Linked DNA regions of Homo sapiens: region 1 is linked to region 2. Evidence: read pairs that join two places in POLR2A ChIA-PET (ENCODE). Cell type or tissue: OCI-LY7. All regions are shown on one strand. Each heading gives the region's core, and the rest is flanking DNA. Links, peaks and the distances in the headings are about the cores only. Region 1 overlaps ELF2 (E74 like ETS transcription factor 2). Region 2 overlaps LOC105379412 (a long non-coding RNA gene).

Region 1 (2,921 bases), core at 285-2,784, 89 kb after region 2:
TAATTTTTTGTACTAGACACTTGGTGGGTCCTTTCAAATGGGTGGCTTATATCCTTCAGTCTTAGAAAATTTTATTGATTTACTTCTTTCTTGTTGATTTCTTTCCAAACCTTTTTTTTTTTTCCTTTCTATTTCTTGTTTTTTCCTTATGATTTATTTTTTTGGAACTCTGTTATTCAGATAGTGGACCTCCTGGACTGGTTGGTCATCTAATATTGCCATCTTTTCTCTCCTGTTTTCTATTGCTTTATCTTTTTTCCTCTGGTTCCTGGAGATTGCCTCAATTTTATCTTCCAAGCCTGTATTCATTTCAGCTATTGTATCTTTAATTTCCAAAAATTCTTTTACTTGTATTTTAAAATGTTCTTTACTGAATTGTGATCTGTTCTTACTTTATAATATCTTCTCTGTGTGTGGAATATGAATATTTGGCTTTTTGTTCATGACTAAAAGTGATGGACTAAAAAGCTAGTTGGACACTCCATTTTGGGTAGAGTATGATGCTAACAACTGTGCCTATTATGCCTCAAAGATGCTATTGTTGTTCCTCTCTGGAAAGTAACCTGTCTTCTGCTGAGGTGGAGGAGGTCTGGTTGCTTAGCATCATGAAGGAGAGAGAAGGTCTAGGAATCAAAAGTGCATGTAATTGGTGTTGCTTTCTGTAGATTCTCTACACTGTACAGTGTGTTGTTTCTCAGATTTTTTTTTTTTTTTTTTTTTTGCTGCCAGACTGATTTGGCTTTGCTGGGTCTGCTAACCCACTCCATACTCATCCAGACACTTTCAGTCTTCCAGGATTTTGTTGTTCTTACCTCTTCTTGTTTGTTGCTCTCACCTCTTGTCCTTGTGGGTTTAGGTATAAAAGAGTCTTTTACTGTTGTTTTAGTCAGCTTTCATAATTAAGTGAAATTATATGCATGTTTTTAATCTGCCAACTTAATCCTAAAGCACAGATTATTTAAAATGTTTAATCTATGTCTTACCTCTTGAGACTTGAAAGGATTATTAAAGTTAGCCCTTTTCATCTCTTGTTTTGGCTTTTACATTCATATTTATAATATTTGAAACTCATTATGTGGACTGCTCGAGACTGTATTAGTTCAAGGATTTATAAGTGAATTCAGAATTTGTAAATACAAAGGTTGATTGTTCTTTAAATTTGCTCTTATAGGAAAGTGAAAAGGTTTCTGAATATCCAGCAGTGATTGTGGAGCCAGTTCCAAGTGCCAGATTAGAGCAGGGCTATGCAGCCCAGGTTCTGGTTTATGATGATGAGACTTATATGATGCAAGATGTGGCAGAAGAACAAGAAGTTGAGACCGAGAATGTGGAAACAGGTAGACATCTCATAAAATGTTCATTATTTATAACTTTCTCATTTTGTAAGCTTCAACAATACTATTGCCAGATGAAAAATATACTGAAAAACCTTTTTAATGCTATTTAGTATAGCTTGGAAACCAGTGAAACATCTATGTTTAAGGGAATTTGTGTAGATATAAAACTTCTATTGTATAATTCTATGAGGTGTAACAGTCTCATATCATGGACTCTATGCACAAAATTACAGCTTCACATAATGATAAAGTTATTTTATTATTTTTTTTCTGAGAGTATAAATCCTAGCTGTTATTTATACAAGTCAATAGGCTAGTATTATGAGGACAGCTTTTTAAATTAAAAAAAATGGTATTCTATCATTGTCTAATTGATTATGAGTTTCTTTGAGTTAATATTGATGGAGCAATAAGATTTCTTTTCATTAATATCAGAAGCATCATTGTAGTGTTCTATCAGTTTCCTCTTTGCTTTTTGTCGTCTTAGAGATCTTAGTATTTCAGTCTATTTCTGGTGAGATAGCTATATGTTTAATTGGAGATTAGTATCTATAATTCTTAGAGAAATCTTTTAGTTTTTGCCATTGATTATGAAGAAAATAGAGTATTTTATCAGAAGGATTGTAGTGACTCTTACATAATAATAAACATGCAAATGTATCATCTTTAGCTGTTAATGGAGAAAAAGAATCATTATACTTGTTGTTTAATCCTAGTAAAAATTCTTTACTATTTTGATACATTTTTATAAATGTAGGAAACTTTCATGATTAAAATTTTGAGTATGTGATGTATTTCTTCTTATGAGGTCCAGTAGTACCCCTTAGGGCTACTAGCCTCTTCCAGCATAAAACTGTTCTTCCTCTAATTTTATTTTTTGTGGAGCTAAGGGATTGAAAGTTACCTTGCTTTTCAGAGCACTGATGATTGCAGTGCTAGCAAACCTCAGGTATAATGGAAAATTCATTTATCAAAATAGGCAGCCAAGCTGGGTGTGGTGGTGTGCATCTGTACTCCCAGCTACTTGGGAGACTGGGGCAGGTGGCTCGCTCAAGGTCAGGAGCTCAAGTTCAGCCTGGGCAACATAGCAAGACCCCATTTCTAAACAAATAAACAAAAAACCAGGCATCCAAGGACTTCATATGGGCTTCGTGACTGTAGTCTGGAGTGGTATCTGATTTACAGTATATAGTGCATATCTTTTTATGAGAGTTTGGAGAATTTTCCAGTCTGAAGCTAGAAGTATAGTGGCAGAGTTGAATTTTCTTCTTGAGGAAAAGGATAGGTAGAACAGTTAAAAGTATTTTGTAGGATGATGTTTTGGATTATATATTGTAACTGATTTTATTACAAGAGCATAACTAAACAGAACACTAATAGCAGAAGAAAAAAGTATGGTAGCTTAAGTTGAATGGAAAAAAGTAGAACCTGTTTGAAATTTCTGGATGGTGTTTTGGTCAAAAAATAAGGAAAACTATGATTTTGATAGCAAGTTGGAAACTTTAAAAAAGATAAAAACTATAGCACCAAATTTGCATAAGTTAGTAAATTAGGATGTTTATCACATTAAAATACCAGAGCAGA
Region 2 (2,921 bases), core at 236-2,735:
GGTAATAATACTCCAGGTGATTTTTACTTTGTACTTTATACTTTTCTGTATTTAGATTGGTTTAAATGGGCATGTTTCATTAAAAAAATTAAAGCTATGCTTAAATATAAATGCTAAAAAAATTCAAGGTTTTTTTGTTCTTTCTATTTCCCCCTGGGCTCTATCCATTAGCAAAGAAGTCTATGAAATCATTGCACCTGGAAGCAAAGGGCAAGCAAGGAAAGAGCAGACCATGGTTGTACTTTTTCCTCTTTTGTAAGCAGTTGAGCTCCTGCAATCTGTAGTAGGACTTTAGTATATACGCAAAAAAAATCTGTTGTTTTCTTCTTGTCTGGTAGTTTGGAAGATGTGGTCTATTGCTGCCTGACAAGGAGATACACAGAGAAAGGGGTCATCATTTCCCTGGTTGATTTGAGTAAAAAAAAGATTCCCTAGGGCTCAGCTACCACTAGGGATTAGAAAAGCAGCTGTGATCAAATAAGTACCCAAAGGCTATGGAACTTAATATCAAAGAATTCTTCTCAATCCCAGTACTCAAGATGACTTCTCCCTTCACATTTTTTTAACATTCCACCCAATTCATCTACCAGAATACTTTTTAGTTCCTTTCTCAGCAACTCATTTTCATTTTCTCTAAACCTTGCACTAGGGCACTGCTTCCATTAGGTTTTAGAAAAGTATGTAAGTGCACAGGTAAGCTTTTTCCTAGTTATGAGGCATGGGTACCTCCCAGGCTCAAAGACAAACCAAAGTTCTTAATGTTATGTAACCCACAGGCAAGGAAATGAATCTGAGAGTCTCTAAAGTATTTAATATTGAAATGTTTATCCTGACCCAAGTCACTTAGCCAAGCCTCCTATTTGTACAGTTATGAACATTTGTCCTTGGAGGTCCTCAAAATCCATTTTCAAAATAATCTAGATTTTTAAAATGTTAAAATCTTTGTTGAGAGTACAGGATAGCCACTCTCAAACACTGTTAAAGGGAGTATAAATTTGTATAATCTTTCTGAAAGACAATTTGATAAAAGGTATTGCTATGAACTGAATTGTGTCCCCCTACCACCCCTCACAAATTCATATGTTGAAGCCCTAACCCCAGTGCGACTATATTTGGAGACAGGGCCTTCAAAGAGGTAAATAAGGTTAGATGAGGTCAGAAGGTGGGGCCCTAATCTGATGGGACTGGTGTCCTTGAAAGAAGAGGAAGAGAAACCTGAGCTCTGCTTCTTCCCATGCACCCAGAGGCAAGGCCATATGAGGACACGCCAAGCAGGCAGACGTGTAAGAGCCAATAAGAGAGCCTTCACCAGAACCCGGCTTTTTGGTTAGAGCGTGCTCTGAATGCAGGACCTTGGTCTGTGTTCACAGTAATGAAGCGGATCTCAGAGTGGCCAACAGTGGCCCATGAGGCAGCCGAACACCTGCAGATCCAGGCTCTCTCTAATTCCTAACTATGAGGACTGTTTCTAATGTATTTGTTTCTTCATTTTTTCCATCCCCCAAATAGAAATATCTTGTCAAAAATGATTTTTAAAACAGTATATATGCACCCTATAAACAATTAGAATAATGCAAAAGTATGTGAACTAAAAAGACTGTCTGCTCCTGTCTACTCTCTGTTTCAGTATTCTTACATAAAAATGATACATCCTGGCTGGGTGCAGTGGCTCACGCCTGTAATCCGAAATTTGGGAGGCCGAGGTGGGCGGATCACTTGAGGTCAGGAGTTCAAGACCAGCCCAGCCAACATGGTGAAACCCCGTCTCTACTAAAAATGCAAAAATTAGCCAGGCGTGTTGGTGGGTGCCTATAATCCCAGCTACTCAGGAGGATGAGGCAGGAGAATTACTTAAACCCGGGGCGTGGAGGTTGCAGTGAGCCGAGATCGCGCCACTGCACTCCAGCCTGGGCAACAGAGTGAAACTCTGTCTAAAAAAAAAAAAAAAAAAAAAAGATACAGCCTATCCATAGTGTGGAATAACATGGGTCTTCACTCAATAACATATATTAGATGGCTTTCAATGTCCAACGTGTACTGGGTGTCTAAAAAGTTGGGAAATCTGGGATAAATTTATTTTATTTTAAAAATTGTGGTAAAATATTCATAACCTAAACTGTGCCATTGTAGCCATTTTTAGGCAAACAGTTCATTAAGTACATTCATAATGTGCAATCATCACTCCTAAGATAAACTTATTTTTAGACAGCAGATAATTTACATTTTCGAATAATATTCTCAATATATTTTTTCAACCTCCAGATACCATTTCAGGTAAAGGACCTTTACATTTAAAGCAATGGGTCCAAATGTTAATCGGAACAAACCAAAATAAATATACTATTTTCCTTGTATTTCCAAGGCTTGTGGACACTGTAGTGCTCGAGGCAGTCAGGAGGTGGAGAGAAGTGAACAGGGTTTCTGTAGTCTTAGCTCAAATACATAATGAATAATGAATATGTATATTGAATAATGAATAATGTATATGTAACTTTGGGCAAGTTAAGCTCTCTGTGTTCTATTATTGCTTGATTCTTCTTTCACCCTACATTGTAGTGATCTCCAGAGAGCTTTACTCTTTTCTTTACCCTGGTAAACACAGTTTTATAAGTTGTTTAAACAGAGACTTGCCTATGTGATAGAATTTAACAGATAGCAAAAGAACTACCCATGCAAACCAACTTTTGTAATAACCTGCCATGTTGCATGGCATTCCAACTTGACATCACTCCTCTTCAGAACCGGCCTCATGGGTGTGCAACCTGTGTGGCTGCACATGTCCCCATGCTTAGATGGGCCCTGTACTTGGTTTAGTGTTCTGCTGTTGCCATCTTAAAATACTTTTTTTTTTTTTTTGAGACAGTGTCTGGCTCTGTCACCCAGGATGGAGTGCAGTGGCATGATCTCGGCTCACTGCAACC

What was found. Peaks named below come from ENCODE experiments on the same cell type or tissue, not always from the same donor. Only the 100,000 strongest peaks of a DNase experiment are listed, where the experiment ranks them.
Region 1: POLR2A ChIA-PET joins it to region 2 with 8 read pairs; 2 of 35 experiments call an interaction of 5 or more read pairs at or near these places.

What each region holds. Positions count from the first base shown.
Region 1 is chr4:139,123,580-139,126,500 of GRCh38, reverse strand. ELF2 (E74 like ETS transcription factor 2) reads left to right here. Exons shown (of 10, transcript NM_001331036.3): 4 at 1,172-1,337. Among named protein-coding and RNA genes, the nearest start is that of ELF2, 52 kb to the left of the region's middle. In OCI-LY7, for the core only: no CTCF peak of the experiment used is centred there; no DNase peak of the experiment used is centred there.
Region 2 is chr4:139,212,602-139,215,522 of GRCh38, reverse strand. All of the region lies in intron 1 of LOC105379412 (a long non-coding RNA gene), which reads right to left. Among named protein-coding and RNA genes, the nearest start is that of ELF2, 37 kb to the right of the region's middle. In OCI-LY7, for the core only: no CTCF peak of the experiment used is centred there; a DNase peak (open chromatin) is centred at 1,242; H3K4me3 peaks cover 1,415 bases; H3K27ac peaks cover 2,500 bases.